Regions from separate parts of the Homo sapiens genome. Here region 1 is linked to region 2. A link is a loop called in an ENCODE intact Hi-C map of the cell type or tissue named here. Cell type or tissue: tibial artery. All regions are shown on one strand. Region 1 overlaps TBC1D7-LOC100130357 (TBC1D7-LOC100130357 readthrough). Region 2 overlaps PHACTR1 (phosphatase and actin regulator 1).

The links. A loop is a pair of places that touch in the nucleus more often than their neighbours do. Peaks named below come from ENCODE experiments on the same cell type or tissue, not always from the same donor. Only the 100,000 strongest peaks of a DNase experiment are listed, where the experiment ranks them.
Region 1: a loop joins it to region 2, with 4 times the contacts of the local background. A loop is called at or near these places in 14 of 110 quality-filtered maps.

The regions. Positions count from the first base shown.
Region 1 is chr6:13,319,993-13,324,992 of GRCh38, forward strand. It overlaps TBC1D7-LOC100130357 (TBC1D7-LOC100130357 readthrough), which reads right to left. Exons shown (of 9, transcript NM_001318809.2): 4 at 916-1,103. TBC1D7 (TBC1 domain family member 7) reads right to left here. Exons shown (of 8, transcript NM_016495.6): 4 at 916-1,103. Among named protein-coding and RNA genes, the nearest start is that of TBC1D7, 6.0 kb to the right of the region's middle. In tibial artery, no CTCF peak of the experiment used is centred here; no DNase peak of the experiment used is centred here.
Region 2 is chr6:12,954,799-12,959,798 of GRCh38, forward strand. All of the region lies in intron 4 of PHACTR1 (phosphatase and actin regulator 1), which reads left to right. LOC124901262 (a long non-coding RNA gene) reads right to left here. Exons shown (of 2, transcript XR_007059459.1): 2 at 4,012-5,000. Among named protein-coding and RNA genes, the nearest start is that of PHACTR1, 240 kb to the left of the region's middle. RefSeq lists an enhancer at 973-1,764. In tibial artery, no CTCF peak of the experiment used is centred here; DNase peaks (open chromatin) are centred at 2,873 and 3,043; H3K4me3 peaks cover 3,018 bases; H3K27ac peaks cover 3,108 bases.

The DNA of each region.
Region 1 (5,000 bases), 370 kb after region 2:
ATAAGAGACACTGAGAAGGACACAGCATCACCTACTTGGTATCCCTGCCAAAAATGAATAACCTGAATCTAATCAGGAGGAAACACCAGACAAACCTAAAGGGAGGGGCTTTCTTCAAAGCATCTGATTATGCCCTTCAAAAATGTCAAAGGCATGAAAGATAAAAAAAGACAGAACTGTCCCAAGTCAAAGGAGACTAAAGCAATATGATAACCCAGTGCAATGCCTAAACCAGGATCCAGTCCTCACCCAGAACTTTGACCGTTTGATTATTTGTGAAGGCATTATTGGTGAAATTCAAATGGAGCTGGTAGATTACGTTAATATTGTATCAATGTTAATGTCTTAGTTTTGAGGACTGTACTATGGCTATCTACAGGGGTGTCCTGTCTTTAGGAAGTGTACACTGAAGGAATCTGAGGTAATAGGGAATCCTGTCTGCATCTTACTCTCAAATGATTTAGGAAAAAAAAAATGTGTTTAAAAAAATACGTTTTAAAACAACAAAGCAAAACAGATGCACACAAAGCAAAACAGATGCTTAAAGCTACTTAGCACCTACAATTTTTTATTTTTTAACTTTTTAAATAATGTTGGATGTAGAAAAAAGTTGCATAATGTTAACAACTGGAGAATCTGGGTAAAGGGTATATGCAAATTCTTGGTAGTATTCTTGCAACTTTTCTGGAAGTTTGAAATTACTTCAAAATAAAACGTATTTTAAAAAAACAAAAAGTAAGAAGGTTGGGTCAGAATGTGCATGGCCATGAATGCCAAGTAAAGATGTGTCACTTTTATTCTAATAACAACAGGGAGCCACCAAAAGTTTTTAAGGCAAAACATGATGTAATCAAAGGCCGGCAAGATGGGACGGTCTAGAGTTGAGCTTAGTGTCAGACAAAAGTGACCACTAACCAGTGGAAAAGAGGGACTTCGAGGTAACTTCCCAGACTCCAGCTGATACATGCGGAGATAGACTTCAGCCTGAGGTGTGGCATCACTAACAAAGCGAACGACTTTCAGGGCATGAAGGACATCCAAGTACTGCTCCTTACGATACATCATCACCTTGGCATGGGACTCGTGGTGTGGAGGCAAGATTCCTAGAGAGAACAGGAAAAACGAAAAAAGGACAAAATACTGAGCCATCACTCCAAATCCCTCATCTATGAAAGAGGATGCCGTGAGAAGCGACCCACACAATTAGGCTAGAATTCACGCAGACATTCAAGTACCATGTAGAATCTCTTTTAGAAATTCTCACTATAAAACAATCTTAAATGTGAAATATTATCAATGTTTGAGTGCTGATGCATCACTGATATGAGAGAGAAATGAAACAACACTGGCAAAGCCCTTGAATAAGTATGCCGCATACATTCAAGATTAGCAACCACATCAATCCTAACAATGGTTTAACTTAATTTATGGCAGCCTCAGGCTGCCTTTAGCTCCTAGAGGTCTCACCCTAGTCTTTGTACTTGGCCCCTACATCTCAGAACCACCAACAGCCCATTGAATTCTTCTCTTCCCCAACAGTTAAAACTTGCTCACTAAGTATCCTATCCTCCAGGTCACAAAAGTCCTTAATCTTCATTGGTGAGGTCACCTTACAGGACATTTCTATGACATATTAAGCTCCTTAACCCATTTAAACATGGTGTCATATCTTTTTTACAAACAAATGGCTCTGAGGAAACACAGTGGAAAGACCACTAGACAGACCAGCCATCCTGGGTTCTAGCCTCGGACTGGATAATACTAGGACTCTGAAATGTGTCTTTCTGGGCACTTGTTTTCCCCACCTGCCAGAGGCAGGAAATGGGATAAGCATTTCACCAAATGCTTCTCCACAGAATGCTAACCCCAAGAGAAAAAAAAATGCCCTCATCAAACAGATTTGGGAAATGGTGACAATGAATTTTCATGGCACTAAGTTTTGCCATAAAGAAAAACATTTTAGGCCAGGTATGGTGGCTAACGCCTATAATCCCAGCACTTTGAGAGGCCAAGGCAGGCAGATCACTTGAGCCCAGAAGTTCAAGACCAGCCTGGGCAACTGGGTGAAGGTATTTGGGAAACCCTGTCTCTACAAAAAATTAGCCAGGTCCAGTGGCACATGCCTGTAGTCCCAGCTACCCGGGAGGCTGAAGTGGGAGGCTGAGGTGGGAGGATCACCTGAGCCTAGGAAGTCAAGGCCATAGTGAGCTGTGATCGTACCACCGCACGCCAGCCTAGAAAACAGAGTAAGACCCTGTCTCAAAGAAAAAAAAAGAAAAAACAAAACAAAAAAAAACATTTTATTTACTCAAGCCTCATTAAACTTAATGAGGCTCTACAGAAGTACAGACTCTGGAGCAAAGTTCCTGGGTTTAAATTCCAGCTCTACAATTAACTGGCTGGGTGGTGACCTTTAGCAATTACTTTATCTCCTATGTCTTAGCTTCCCCATCTGAAAAATGGGAATAACAATATCTAATATCATACAGTTGTTGAGATGAATAAACAAATCAACACACACAAAGCATTCAGAAGAGTACTCAGCAAACACTAAGCTGTATAAGTGTTAGCTAGTACATTTGACTATGAATCCCTCTTTGGTGCAAAATGCCACAGGTTTAGTATTCTAAAGAACACCCCAGAAAACAAAAACAATAGTAGCTAACATGATACCAGTTAATGTTAGAAAAAAAACTTGCTTAAATGTTCTTTTCCCTGAAAGAAATCTTTACTCATGCTATGAGACTGTGTGCCAGGCTTCCAGAAAAGCCAAGGGAACACACTAAAGTGTCTCCTACATCTCGGCTAATACAGCTTAAACAGCTGTGACCAAACCCTCATCACCCTGCTAGAGGCAGCACATTAACCCTTAAACCTGTTTTCTAAGAGCTAGTCCTAAAATGTCTCTTTTTGATATTTAACTAAAATAGTATCAGGAAGTAGGCATTTGAAGTAAAGATCCCTAAGTAATCAAAACTCTGTGCTGGGAAGAGTCAGGCTGTGTCCTACACAGGCGACAGCTCTAAACTTCCAGTGCCTTGTCCTCAAAAAATAACTATGACATGATAAAGAAAGGTGGGCCGAGCGCGGTGTCTCATGCCTGTAATCCCAGCACTTTGGGAGGCCGAGGCAGGTGGACTGCCTGAGCTCAGGAGTTTGCGACCAGCCTGGGCAACACAGTGAAACCCCATCTCTACTAAAATACAAAAAATTAGCCGGGCGTGGGGGTGCGCGCCTGTAGTCCCAGCTACTCGGGAGACTGAGGCAGGAGAATCGCCTGAACCCGGGAGGCAGAGGTTGCAGTGCTGAGATCGCGCCACTGCACTCCAGCCTGGGTGACAGAGCAAAACTCTGTCTCAAAATAAAAAAATTAAAAAAAAAGAAAGAATGGTTAAGAAGAGTAGAAGTGAGGAATAAGCCAGATAGGCTGTAGCACTCAAGAAGTGAGGGAAAGCACAACTGCACAACTCCCATTAATCCACTGCAGTTATTAATAGACACACAGCACCTCCCATAAATCGACACTGTTGACATTACCACTTAAAATGTACCCCAGAAGGCACGGAGAACAGTAACATTTAAAGAAAAGTGCTCTGGGAAAAACTAAAATAGTTGTCACCGCTTCTCCAGATTGTAACTGCACGTTGACCTACCAGACATAAAAGTGCACAGAGACTGCCAGGATGAACAAGAAACAAGTCATTCTGCAGGCCTTCCTAGTACCGCTTATATTCCCTCGCTGCCTCCATATTACATAACCAGACAGGGCTGCAGGCTTCTCAAGCCCTGAAAAGATACTACATTTTGGAAAGAAAATGAGGTCCACAATCTATCTTACCTTCAAATGAGTTCCACAAACGTAAGCTCAAATCCTAGCTCTGCCACTTACAGGCTATAATGCCTTAGGCAAGTTACTTAGCCTCAGAGAGTCTTTTCCCCATCTGCAAAATTAGGATACCAATACCTGCCTCACAGGGATTCTAGGATTACTCTGTATAATCTATGTAAACTACTCAGCCTACTGACAGGCATACAGGGATGCCCAATAAGGAGCAATCATAGTTTATATTCTTCAGGGAATTTAGTACTCGCCACTATCTTACAGTGAACAAACTGTAAGTTTTTTTTTGTTTGTTTTTTGTTTTTTTTTTTGGAGACGGAGTCTCGCTCTGTCGCCCAGGCTGGAGTGCAGTGGTGCCATCTCGTCTCACTGCAACCTCTGCCTCCCGGGTTCAAGCGATTCTCCTTCCTCAGCCTTCCAGGTAGCTGGGACTACAGGCGCATGCCACCATGCCCAGCTGATTTTTTGTATTTTTAGTAGAGAGGGGGTTTCACCCTTGTTGGCCAGGATGGTCTCAATCTCCTGACTGCGTGATCTGCCCGCCTTGGCCTCCCAAAGTGCTGGGATTCCAGGTGTGAGCCACCGCGCCCAGCCAAAAATACTTTTTTTAAGAAAGAAAAGGAGGATGGTAATGGATAGGAATTATATGCTCCAGCAGGCTCAGCAATGATAGGGGAAAGAAAATCTTGGGCTCAAAAGGGATGCTGCCAGTTACTCATGGCACTTAATTCACATTTTCTTCCATAGAAACTAAGTAAGATCAGTTTTCCTTCTCACTCAGCCACTCGCACCACTGGAATTTAGTCATTCACACTTCTAGGGAGTAGTAAGTCTCCAATTCCTCTTTGACAGATTAGGAAGTTATACCTCTATAGCTGAGAATCACAAAATCTTACAAATTTAGAGCTAAAAACTAGGAGTAATTTAGCTCAAAAGCTTCAGTTTATAGATGCAAAAAATGAGTCCCAGAGGGGTCGCCTTCCTCCAGGTTACCCAGCTGATAGCAAAGCCTAAACCAATTCTCATTTCTCCTACTCCAATGCTCTTCCCAGATCTTGTCTCAGGAACATAAACTATTTTCTCTTCTATAGTATCATTAATAGAACAGAAAATAATGAGTGGTAATTGAACCTCCTGGGGAAGATCCAATATTCAGTAA
Region 2 (5,000 bases):
AATTAATATAATTTATTTTTCTAAAATGTGCAAGTAGGGATAGACAAATTTGTTCCCCTAAAATAAATTCTAACCTCAAAATGGCCATATATAATCCAGGGCTTGGCCATCTAATGTGATAACCACTAACCACATGTGGCTACTGGGCACTTGAAATGTGGCTAGTCTTATTTGAGATGTGATGAGGGTATAAAACACTTACCAATATTCAGATATTCAGTATGAAAAGAATACATAATATTTCATTAATTTTTATATTGATTACATATTGAAATAATGTTTTGGGTATATGGGATTAAATAAGATATATTACAAAAATAATTTCCCTTAAAAAATTTTAATATGACTACTAGAAAATTGAAAATTACATCTATGGCTCACATTGTATTTCCTCTTTTTTTTTTTTTTTTTTTTGAGAGAGATAGCATCTTGCTTTGTTGCCCAGGCTGGAGTGCAGTAGTACAGTCGTGGCTCACCGTAGCTTTGACCTCCTGGGCTCAAGGGATCCTCCCACCTCAACCTCCCCAGTAGCTGGAATTACAGGTGCACACAACCAGCTAATTTTTTAATTTTAAAAAAAATTTTTTATAGCAACGGGGTCTTGCTATGTTGCCCAGACTGGTCTCAAACTCCTATTCTCGCCTGGCCTCCCAAAGCACTGGGATTACAGGATTGAGCCACCATGCCTGGCCCCACATTATATTTCTATTGAACAGTGCTGGTCTAAGAAATTTGAGATTTGCAGTGCCAGTATTTAAGGACTATGTACAGGCCAAGGGTATATTTTTTATTACTGCATCCTCCTCCCATTACTGATGAATGTCTCACCACCTGATGTTTTCTAACACCTTCCTATGTGTCTTTATTCTTATTAAGAAAGAAGTTACTGTAGCAACGGCCACAATAGCTTGTATTTACTACACCTGGAGGGAGAGACATAAACAGACATCAATCTGTCATTCAGGTTTTCAGGTTTACACATTAATATTTTTCTCATGTCTATCTGGGTTTTCCTCTGCAAAGCGGAACACCAAGAGTAGGAGACCCGTCTTCTAACTCCCGCCTATGACACTGGCTTCTCTGGGTCTCCATAAGAACAGTCATTACCCCATGCTGACCTCAGGGGGGTATGTGGATAGATAGTTACAAAGTGTTTTGAAAGTGATTCTTAGGGTACTGTATCTGTCTAATGTCACATATTTTAACATGAAAATAGTATCTAACATTACTTACAATAGTGGAGGAAGGCAGGAGGGAGAAAGTAGTTTCCTCTGGTGATTATGGGCTGGGAAGATCCAGGAGAGAGAAAAGGAGTGAGACTAGAAAAACCCATACAAGGCTGACCAACATTAGCATTTGTTCTCATCAACATAAATAGTTCTTTTCCTGTATTCAGCAACAAGCCTCCGCTGGCTGGGAGAAGATTGGGAGCCGAGAGCTATGCAGATAGTTCATCTGCGCTTTGACATGGAAAAAGCAAATGGGCTGGAGTGTTTTTTAACTTGATCGTCGTATTGTGTGATGCTTTAGGTGTTACCCTCATTGATTGCCACTTAAGTTCCACTCATGGGTCGATTCTGTTTGAACATGCTTGCTCCTTAGTGGGTATCATCTGGACAGAGATAACAGATGCTAAGACAGGGACTGGGGGCATTGAGGAATTATTACTATTACCTTCACCTAGGACAGGCGTGGCTTCAAAATGTCTATCTAGAGTGGCCTGAGGGGTTGCAATATGGTTGAAAGTGGAGACTGGGAGCTTGCCCTTTCAGAAATGTTTGCCTAGCAAAGCAAGATGTTGTCCCTTGGGCATTATGCTTATTTGAGGTGGCTGGAGAGGGTTTATGAGGATCGAGGTCAGGGCAGGGGTTTTGGCTCAAGACCCCTCAACCCAAGCCACCCCTTTGGCATTTCACGGAAATGTGGCAAAAAATAATAGAAGATTCTCGGTTTTAGGTTTTATTTGCACATGTTTTATAAATCTACCTGAAGCTTTTCAACTGACGACGCACTTGATCATTTGAAAATCCATTCAGCGCCTTATCCCACCTACAGAGAACCATCCTAAAAGAAAATCAGGAAAGCTGCTACCGTCCCATCCTGAGAAATTCCCACTCACTCCTCATGGGCATTTGGGAGGTCCTCTACTCAAGAATTGAACCGAAGGGAACTAAAGTGCATTGCAAAAATGCAGTCCTTCCAGGGAAGGTTCAAGGAAAGTTAATTGTCATTGTGTCGCGTTTTGAGGTCTTCCTCCCTCTTCCCTTCCTAGGGGGCGGGGTGGGGTGGATGATGCTGGGGGGTGGGGGAAAGGGGAGGCAAGTGTGGTTTTCCGATCAGCGATCTAATAGCAGTTAGAATTATATAATGGAACTGCCCTGAGTCAGGTGACGGGATCACTGAGTAATTCCCTGCAGAAGGAGACAAACTGCATGTTAAAAAGCTCAACAAATACTCAAAAAAAAAAAAAAAAAAAAGCCCAGGCTGTGAGTTCCAGACTTCCAAGCTGCATTTCCTCTGAATCCTCTCCAGGCTGAAACAGCTGTACAGGCTTGCTGAGTCAGAAGACTCCCAGAGATTGGGGACGGCCGAGGCAGGTCGGGGGTCTGGTTTGGATCCCCGGGTTACTTTCTGTTTCATTTTGAAATGTTCCCTGTTTCTGCAACCGGTTGCCTCCAATGTCAAGTAAAACGCAGGACTCCTTGGAGACGCCAGCTGGGCTTCTAAGGACTGGGGCTCTGTGAAGGTAAGAGGCAGTCTGTGCCCCACCGGCTGGAGGCTGCCACTTTAGAGACGTCTGAGTACCCGCAGGTCACACCCAGGAGGGGTTGGTGTGCCTGCCAACTGTTCTGGGCTCTGAGTGAGGCTGGAGAGACCATCGTGGAGGCGGTTTTAGGTTAGAAAAGGGATAAAATGGACCCTTCATGCCAGATGGGTGGCCACCTAGTCCACGGTGAGTTGAATCCATCCCCCGACTTTGGTTGACACCCTCCCCTTCTCCATTCCATCCCACGTGGGAGCTGGTCAGCGGCCAGGGAATTGGCACGGCCGGGAAGGAAGGCGAAGGGGCTGCCTGGCACCGAGAGGCTGCATGGGCGTGTGTAGCATGTGTATTTTCAGAGCCCGACACTTGAGGAGACTGTTGCTCAATTTAAGAAAGCACAGCTATTGGAAAGCCAGGAAACAGACCCAGAGAGGCGGATGCATGTGGGAGCAAAGAGCTTTGGGCAGCCTTTAAGGTAGGCATTGGCGTCTGAAATCATGTTATTGCCTTTTGTTTATTTGTTAGATGGATTTTGTATTGGTTTTATGCTTTGTTCGGTTTAGAGAATTTTCCTTTGATGGAGCTGCCAATATCAATAGATTTGGTTTTGAAATCCTCGGGCCGGGTTCATAGGATAGGCTGGAGCCCACGGTGTTAGTGTAGATGCCTCAAAGTCAGAAGAGATGGATACAAAACTGGTGATGATTTTCAAAGGAGATTCACTTGCAAATCTCACTGCAATGGAGACTTGCTGGGAGTCCTGGTGCCTGCTGAGGCAGGCAGCTCTTAGGAACCTCAGGAAGTTTCTGACTTAAAGAGACAGGAAAGGAAAAATTGAATCCGCAGCTGTTATTTTGGGGAAAGTGGGTTCAGGGAGAATTTGTGGCTGAAGAAAAAGGAAAGACGACTTGGAAAATAAACGGAAACATAAGGGATAGGCTTGGTGGGATTCCAGCTTGGGGCAGTGGCATTTTGAGGCTTGCTGCGTGGAGATAGAAATCAATACGGGAACTGATAACAGCTCACTCAGCATGAATAAGAAATGCTACATGGATTCTTTTAACACTGACTTCTAAAGAGCCTGAGAAATAAACAAGATGTTAGTTTGAAAGAGTTCATTTCTAATTGTTATTTCTTTTTTATTGTTTGGCCCCATGAGCTGCTCTAAACAAAATATGGTGATGTTAGAACCAAAAGGAAAGTGTCCTTAGAATAATATCTACAAAGAGGCATTCAAGTTTTCACTGCCTTTCCTTCTTTTTCTGCCCTTCTCTCAGTTTGGGCAAATTATATGAGTTGAATGTATCTGATAGAAACAACTCTTTAAAGAGGGGTCGGGCACGGTGGCTCACGCCTATAATCCCAGCACTGTGGGAGACCAAGGCAGGTGGATCACTTGAGGTCAGGAGTTCAAGACCAGCCTGGCCAACATGGTGAAACCCTGTCTCTACTAAAAATACAAAAATTAGCTGGGTGTGGTGGCACACACCTGTAGTCCCAGCTACTGGGGAGCCTGTGGCATGAGAATAGCTTGAACCCAGGAGGCGGAGGCTGCAGTGAGCCCAGATCTCACCACTGCCCTCTTGCCTGGGTGATAGAGTGAGACTTTATCTCAAAAAAAAAAAAAAAAAAAGAAAAGAAAAAAAAAAGAAAAGAAAACAGAAACAACTCTTTAAAGTGGTACAATTATCTTTTAAGAGGATATTTGTATATCGGAATTAAAAAATGATCTTAAATCTGTGGTTCTTAAATCTTCAAAACCATGGTCCATATTTGGGAAGCAAAAAGACTGTGGATCATGAATTTTTAGTCTTTTCTCTACTGTGGCCCTATCACTCCCATCTCTTCTGATGCTCAACAAACAAAACTAAACAACAAAGCTAAAAAAGCATAACAAAGTTTTTCACTAAAGCCCACACTTGAAATGTAGATGCTATAGTATTACAAATATTCATAATATAAAAGAACAGCTCATAGAGCCCCTTTTTAAGGCCATGGCAGTCCCTCGAGAAAACACTGCTTAAATAATTAATATCAGCAGAGTGAGTTCCTTTTATCTGGATTTCCATCTGTTGAAACTTGCTGGAAACCTACCTTTCTACACTTCAATAATATCATGAGGACTGAGATTCATGAGGATGACCTCCAGGTACTACAAGGCTCTTTAGTGCCTCCCAAATCACAGAAGATAACAAGATGCTCAAAATAGTTTTGGTTTTGAGTGCATTGCCTTCCA